Linked DNA regions of Homo sapiens: region 2 is linked to region 1. The links are chromatin contacts, found by Hi-C or POLR2A ChIA-PET in ENCODE. All regions are on one chromosome and are shown on one strand. Each heading gives the region's core, a stretch centred on a gene start or an enhancer-like site at or near the end of the contact. The rest is flanking DNA. Distances are from core to core; before and after follow the strand shown.

Region 1 (3,895 bases), core at 630-3,129:
GAGCTCAAGGTCTAGTCAGGATTGGCACAGAGTGACAGATGGCCATTACTTCATTACACAACATCTCTTCCCTCTATGTTGTGCCTTTGCTCAGGCGTTGAAGCTGGAAAATCTTTCCCCTCCTCTCCGCCAAGAATATTCCATTTTAACCTTCAAGGTCTGGCTCCATATCATTCTATTATATTCGTCACTCACTCTCCCCTGCTCACAACACCTACCAAGTACTATCTTCCGTGAACCCTGACTTGTGGAATATACATATTCATCTCTGCTGCTCACCTGACAGCTCCATTTGCTGTTACTGTTAACTTTTATTGAATGCTTGCCATGTGCCAGGCACTATGCTAAGTGTTTTTCATGCATTATCTCACTTAATGCTCTCTATAACCCTGAGAATTATGGAACTTTATTATTGTTTTCCAAATGAGAAAACAAAGATAATAAAGAGGTTAAGTAATTCTTTTATTTTTATTTTTATTTTTTATTTTTTGAGATGGAGTTTCACTCTTGTTGCCCAGGCTGGAGTGCAATGGCATGATCTCGGCTCACTGCAACCTCCAACTCCCAGGTTCAAGTGATTCTCCTGCCTCAGCATCCCGAGTAGCTGGGATTACAGGCGCCTGCCACCACCCCTAGCTAATTTTTTTGTATTTTTAGTAGAGATGGGGTTTCACCATGTTGGCCAGGCTGGTCTCAAACTCCTGACTTCAGGTGATCCACCTGCCTCGGCCTCCCAAAGTGCTGGGATTACAGGCATGAGCTACTCTGCCAGGCATAGAGAGGTTAAGTAATTCTAAGTGCCAGGGTTGCTTGTGGCCCTGCCAGACCCAGGGCTGCATCTCTGCAAAGGATGTGCCCTTAATCACTGTGCATTACTGTGGCTGTGTCTTTGTTGCCTATAACAGTACCTGTCTCTGAATAAGCACTCACTAAGTGTTTGGGAAGGCAGGATGGGAAGAGACTGCAATGAGGGAGGCCAGCTAGGAGGCCATTGGTATAATTCAGGATGAGTTAATGAAGACCTACATTAGTCATCATTTTGATGAGATCTCTGAAGGTGTTTATGGAATTTTTATTTATTTTTGAGACAGGGTCTCACTCTGTTGCCCAGGCTGGAGTGCAGTGGTGTGATCTCAGCTCACTGCAGCGTCGACCTCCTGGGCTCAAGTGATCCTTCCACTTCAGCCTCCCTAGTAGCTGGAACTACAGACATGAACCACTATGTCCAGCTATTTTTTTTTATTTTAATTTTTATAGAGACAGAGTCTCACTATGTTGCCTGGGCTGGTCTTGAATCCCTGGTCTCAAGCGATCCTCACCCCTCGGCCTCCTGAAGTGCTGGGATTATAGGCATGACCACCACGCCCAGCCGGTTATTGAAATTTTAAGAGTCAATGAGCTTTTCATAGGGGGTAGTAATAGAGGAAGGAAGTCAGAAAGCTTTAAGGAAAGCCCCTACTTTGGATTGGAACTGGGGACACCTGGTATCTTCACAGTTCTCCTGATAAGCACTTTCAGAACAAGCAGAAGGAAGTGTTGAAAGAGAAAACTGGTGAGATTGGAACTCTCAGCATTTGAGCCAAGTGGTGCTGGGGACTGAAGGAAAGTTCAGGGAGGGTGAAAATGGTGGATGGGGAAGCAAGTGAATTTGGGCAATTACCAAGGCTTTTATGTGGATCAGGCCTGCTCAGAATGGAAAATTTTGCAGAAATCTTCACAATAATAAACCCTGGTAAGTGGGTGATAATTGAGAAACATGGCTGATAGGAGTAGAGTTACACCCCATGTCTTATGATGGACCTGAAAAAGCTCTAAGACAAGAGTTCTGAAGGAGACCTGGATTCTAGTGCCCAGTGACTGTGGCACATGTTGGAGCTCAGTAAATATTTGCTGAGCGAATGAATGAATGGCTCTACAGGGAGTGCGTCAACTTTTCTGAGGGTCATAGCCAGTTTATGGTAAGCAGTCAGTAAATATTTGCTCATATTATTTAACAAAAGTATCAACTGTAGATAGCAGTTTCTCCTCTCACTACATTGCACATACCCCTCCACCCTCTCCTCACACATACTAGGTATTCTTTCCATGTGAGAGAATTGGGGAACCTGTGGGCATTCTTTTTATCTGGTTTTCCCAGATCTGCTAGAGAGCTTCAGTAGGAGAGATGTGGGCAGACTTGTCAAGCAGAGACTTGAGCAGAGAACTGGGGACAATTCGGACTGCAAATTTACTTCCTTCAAAATCTGTAGATAATCGTCTTAGCTCATGGTTTGCCTTGGCAGGGTAGACAGGGTCATGGTAGTAATCAGGACACAGAAAAGCAATTGTGTCTATTCTAAATCTGCTGCCAGGTAACAGCAACAGATCTTAGATAATGGAGAGGTTGGTTGTTTCCCATAGGTAGTAACAAGTTTACTGGTCCTGGTCTTGGTAGTCAGGAAGTCATAATATATGTATTGGTTTTCAATTTCTGCCATAACAAAGTACCACATATTTGATGGCTTAAAAAACACAAATTTATCCTACAGTTCTATAGTTCAGAAATCTGATACAGGTCTCACTGGACTAAAATCAAAGTGTTGGCGGGACTGTTTCTTTCTGGAGGTTCTGGGAGAGGATCTGTTTCCTCGCCTTTTCCATCTTCTAGAGACTGCCTGCATTCCTTGGCTCATAGTTCCCTTCCTCCATCTCCAAAGCCAGAAACATAGCATCTCTCAGAACCTGCTTTTGTCATCACATTTTTCTCTGACTCTAGTCTTCTGTCTCTCTCTTTCACGTTAAGGATCCTTGTTATTACACTGAGATTACATAATGGTTTTCATAATTTAGGATGATCTCCTTATTGTAAGATCAGCTGATTAGCAACCTTACCTCCGTCTCCAACCTTAATTCCTCTTTGCCATTATAAGGGAACATATTCACAAACTCTAGGGATTAGGATGTGCATCTCTTTAGAGGACTATTAATCTATCACAGTGTAACCTATACTGAACAGGAGTGACTCCAAGTGGGGTTCAGCAAAAGAATCACTGAGAAGCCAGAGCCATTTTGGAATTTTAGGCCCCTAGCAGGCTGCTGAAGGGTTAGAATGGGAAGCTCATGGGTATTCAGGAGCTCATGGCCACTGAGAAGAGGAAGTCTGGAACAGCTGCATGAGTCCTTGTGGAATTTTTTTTTTGTGGCTATAGGGTGTTTTCATTCAGTAAGAAAGTATTTGAGGGCATTGGAGAGTTGGGGACCCGTGGGTCAGATTTGGTGATGGACTCCCCAAAGGGCCAGCATTCTGAGGCTCTGCTGGATGAAGAGGAAGATGGAAGTGAATAAGGAGATGAAGAACTATTGGAGGTCTGGTCAGTAAAGGGCAGTTTGGGGTGCAGGGTTCTGGAGCGCCAAGGATTTAAGAAGGTAATAATGTGGATCTTAAGCTATTCTTACTGTGGGCATTAATCCATGATTAGTCCATCTGACTAAATGGTGAGGTTCTTTGCTTTTGGCAATCTTAGCATACTGACTTACTAATGTTAGTAAGGAACACAGACTTGATTAGAGTTCTTATCTCACTTAGCTTTTGTGAGATCTTAGCCTCAATTTAGAACTGTTTTGAGGATTAAGTGAGGCAACATATGTAAAACACAATGTGAGGTATATAAGTGTATTACCTCGGTTTGCTGATTAGAAACCTTGGAAATGGGCCAGGCGCGGTGGCTCACGCCTGTAATCCCAGCACTTTGGGAGGCCGAGGTGGGAGGATCACAAGGTCAGGAGATCGAGACCATCCTGGCTAACAAGGTGAAACCCCATCTCTACTAAAAATACAAAAAAAAATTAGCCGGGTGTGGTGGCGGGCGCCTGTAGTCCCACCTACTCGGGAGGCTGAGGCAGGAGAATGGCATGA
Region 2 (3,895 bases), core at 968-3,467, 650 kb after region 1:
TTGGGCTGAGCCATCTCTCCCTTGTCTTGTGTCTGCCCGACGTGTTAACACTTTCTGGCATTCCTGTGAGGACACAGGTGTGTGTTGAGGGCATTGCTCCAAGATGAGGGGGGTGGGTGGGTGGGATTAAAGGTGTATGAAAATGGACAGATTTTGTACTTGGCTGGATATTCACACAAAACAGGTGTTACCCAGATGTGGCTATAGCCAGTCTCGTGAAGGAAGGTGCATTGTAGGGTGAGGGTCTGTTGCTTTTGGATGTGACTGAGCTGTTCCTCCCTTTTCCCCCCCAGCAATCGACTCCCTATTTCAACACCTCCAAACTCACTTTGCTTTTTTTTTTTTTTTGTAAACTTTTGCAGATTATTTTATCACTCAGGTATTAAGCCTAGTACCCATTAGTTATTTTTCTGATCCTCTCCCTCTTCCCATCCTCCAAAAAGCTCCAGTGTGCATTGTTCCCCGCTGTGTGTCCTTGTGTTCTCATCATGTAGCTCCCACTTATAAGTGAGAACATGTATTTGGTTTTCTGTTCCTGTGTTATCTCCACCTTTTCTAAGGAAGCTGTGACATCCCTGGCCTTTATGTTGTCTGGTCTTGCTTCACCATGGCCCCAGAGAGTATCTTCTCTGTCTTCATAGAGCACATAGATCCCCATGTGCACCAGAAAGGTCATTTGATGTGGGTCATGTCTGGAGACACATTGGCCAGCTTGAGACTATCCGGCATCTGGTGACACTTCTTCCAGCTTGGGCTGGCCCTTGCCATTGCCTCGGTAACTCACATTCATTTCTGTACCCCCATACTCAAGCCCCCATTGTGTGCTATGCTCTCATCAATACAGTCCATGTTTTACAATGCTTTTTGGCTGCTTCTGGGCCAGTTCTAACCAGACTAAATGAATTGTGTGTAGGGAGGGATGCTGAGGGAGAAATGGGGTGGGAGTGGGGGGTCTTGTCCATGGTCCTGGAGCAGGGTAGGTAGTCAGGATGACCAGGAAGTGTTTGCACTTGGAATGCGCTTTTCCCATTCCGAGTCACCCTTGGCCACGTGATGTTTCTACTCTTGATCTCTGGGGCATCAGAGAGTTGGAGGACTCAGGAGGGGGGTTTATAGTTGAAGAAGGCCAATTTCTAGCAAGTCCTTGATAGCATGTGACCCCCCACTTGGCCTGCTGCAGTCTGGGGACTCTTCCTGTTTTCCTACCAGACAGCCATCAGCTAATCTAATCCCTTCTGAGGGGACTGGTACAGGTGGTTGACTGGCAGTGACTTTATTTTTTAGAAGAGGACTCAAGGCTTGCTACAGAATTTTTTGGTAGACCTGGCAGGAGGGTCTTGCTTCTCTGTCCACTTTTCCAGTCTTTCTGCTTTTCTGCAGCTGGACTCTGCTCCACTCTCCCACCCTGGCTTGGCTGTGGGACACCTAGCTGGCAATGGGCTACCCTAGTAGATGGGACAGTAACATTCCCTTCCCTTATGGCATTGCGATTTTCTGAAGTGGGGGACTAATTTATCCAGGGTCAGGACTGCAGTCCTGGTGGATCAAATCTGTGCTCTCCCATTGGTCTGTAAATGTGACTCTCCTTGGCCTATGGGGCCTGAGAAAAGGAGTGGGGGTGGGCCTTAAATTCCCCATGCTCTGCTCTGCTCTGCTGTACCTGAATGTCTCCCTGCTGTGGAGTGTGGAGGAGGCATTGGCCTGCTTGTCCAGCCCTAGGAGGCTTCTGAAGGGGATGATGGACGAGGAAGGGTGGGACTCACTCACCCTTATGGCTGCCCGTGTGCCTCCTGGCTCAGCAGCCACCTGGGCCACCTAGCAGCATAGAACTTTGGTCTAGGGATAAAAAGCCCAAGAATGGGGACAATCACCTTTGTCTTGTGTCCTGCTCAGAGGGGCAGCACCCCAGCCTGCAGCTGGGATGGGGTCTGAGGATCTTCTCAGGGCTCTGCCCAGGTGTACCTCTTGGCCCACTTTGCGAAGGGGAGGGACTCTTGGGGACAGGGCTCCTGGTTTTGGCTGACTGGACTTGCATGGGGGTGCCTGTGGGCCTTGGGGATGAGAAGAAATACAGCAGGCCCGGAGTCCGGGCCTATGGAGAAAGGGCCGTAGCCACAACGGCTGGAGCTCTTTGTCTAGGAAGTGCCCGAGCGCTCTGCGCAAGGGGTAGGGGCGTAGGGCGCCTGGGGTCCGCCCCTTGGTTCCCTCCCCGACGCAGCCGCCGGCCCGCCCGCCAGTCTGGGCTCCTGCACATCTGGCGATCCCGCCACATCTGGGCAGCCGGCGCTGGAGCATGAACGGCTCTCAGGCGGGCGCCGCGGCTCAGGCCGCCTGGCTGAGCTCCTGCTGTAACCAGTCGGCGTCGCCGCCGGAGCCCCCCGAGGGGCCGCGCGCGGTGCAGGCGGTGGTGCTCGGCGTGCTGTCCCTGCTGGTGCTTTGCGGGGTCCTGTTCCTGGGCGGCGGCCTCCTCCTCCGCGCCCAGGGCCTGACAGCGCTGCTGACCCGCGAGCAGCGCGCGTCCCGCGAGCCCGAGCCGGGCAGTGCCAGCGGAGAGGACGGCGACGACGACTCCTAGGCGCCCGGCTGCGCTCGGTGGTCGCGGCCTCCAGGCAGCCCCTGACTCCGAGCGGTCCGGAGCATGCCCGACGGCTGCTGCGGTCCCGACCCCTTACCCGAAGCGGCGCGCCCCACACAGGTGAGAGGGAGGGTAGCAGGAGTGTGGGCGCGGGGGTTCGGGGGGCTACAGTAGCTTCCTTACTGAGGAGGCTTCTTGGGGCGCGGCAAGGCACCTGTCTTTGGAGAATGAGTCGCTCTTCAGCGACTCAGGTTCCCAGCTCTGTAAGTCCACGGCCGGTGGGGCTGCAGCCCACCCAGGTGTGCGGGATCAGGAGGAGGCCGCCCCGCCCCGGATTGTGTCTCCTGCAGCTCTGGCCCCCTCCTCCCATCTTAAGTGTTCCAGCCTTATGTTCTTTTTCTACGAACAGAGGCTGCTGTGTAACTGTGGGGTGGTTGTGGAGGCAGGAGGATGACAGAGGAGAGAGTCTGGAGGCCACAGTGTGCTTTGGGGGCTTCTTCCCTAGCCCCCACCCTCACCTCCATGGTCTGCATCTGCCCCAGCCCCTATAGGTCCTAGGCCCAACTCTGCGGGCCCCAGCACTGCCCACTCCACGGGGCTGAGGAGACAGGCAGGCGGCTCCAGCCTTTGGCCTCAGCTTCCTGAAGGCTTTTCCCTGGGAGGGTGCTTGAGGGAGATTCCTTGCCTGGCCTCCCTCTTGAGACAGGGAGGGGAGTGTGGTCATGTTTGAGGGCAGATCCAGGGGCCTGGGTGGCCCTGGGGAATGGGGAGGTGTGTGGAAGGCCCTTCCCTGGACCCTGCTCAGGTCGTGGGGAGGGGGTGGTGAAGGGTGGGGGAGTAGATGTAGCCCAGAGCAAGGAGCTTTGTGTGGTGTGTGTTGGGGGGTGTGGATGGCAGGGTTCCCCGCAGCTGGGGGGCCTCGGGAGCGCTGCTCCGGGAAGTGGGGCTGAGGATTTCCAGCTGTGGGGGCTCTGTCTGGGTGTCTCCCTCTGTCTCTCCAAGGACAGGAGCCATCTGGAGGGAAGGGCCTGGATGGCCTGAGGACAAGGTAACTACAGGCGAAAGCCACCTGGGACAGAGCCACAGGGGCTGGAGAGGCCTTCTCTGTTCCTTCCCTCTGTTCAGCTTTGTACCTAGGAGCCCTGGGGGTTTCTGTGGGTGGGAGTGTTTGTCAGGGGTGACTTTGGCCTCTCTTGCCCCCCCTCCCCCGATTCTGGAGCCCCTCCCCTGCTTATCTGGGGTAGGGCAGGGTCCCAGTTTCCATCCGAGAAAGGAGTCAGGCTGAGTGCCTGTGAGGGGCAGCGGGAGGGTGTGGGCAGG

Evidence for each region. A loop is a pair of places that touch in the nucleus more often than their neighbours do. ChIA-PET counts read pairs that join two places held with the same protein, here RNA polymerase II (POLR2A).
Region 2: a map of heart right ventricle shows a loop between it and region 1 (5-fold over the local background). The contact joins the promoter of SMIM41 here to the enhancer-like site in region 1. A Hi-C loop is called at or near these places in 2 of 168 maps with a recorded cell type or tissue (CD8-positive, alpha-beta T cell and heart right ventricle). POLR2A ChIA-PET finds 5 or more read pairs at or near these places in 2 of 52 experiments (H1 and OCI-LY7).

Annotation. Positions count from the first base shown.
Region 1 is chr12:51,428,437-51,432,331 of GRCh38, forward strand. All of the region lies in intron 1 of SLC4A8 (solute carrier family 4 member 8), which reads left to right. Among named protein-coding and RNA genes, the nearest start is that of SLC4A8-AS1, 5.1 kb to the left of the region's middle. Within about 2 kb of position 1,880, at least 2 of the 41 ENCODE cell types and tissues checked have a DNase peak (open chromatin) inside an H3K27ac peak, as active enhancers do.
Region 2 is chr12:52,077,487-52,081,381 of GRCh38, forward strand. It overlaps SMIM41 (small integral membrane protein 41), which reads left to right and starts at 2,218. Exons shown (of 3, transcript NM_001369216.1): 1 at 2,218-2,695. The coding sequence starts at 2,294. The coding sequence ends at 2,575. ATG101 (autophagy related 101) reads left to right here. Exons shown (of 4, transcript NM_021934.5): 4 at 1-9.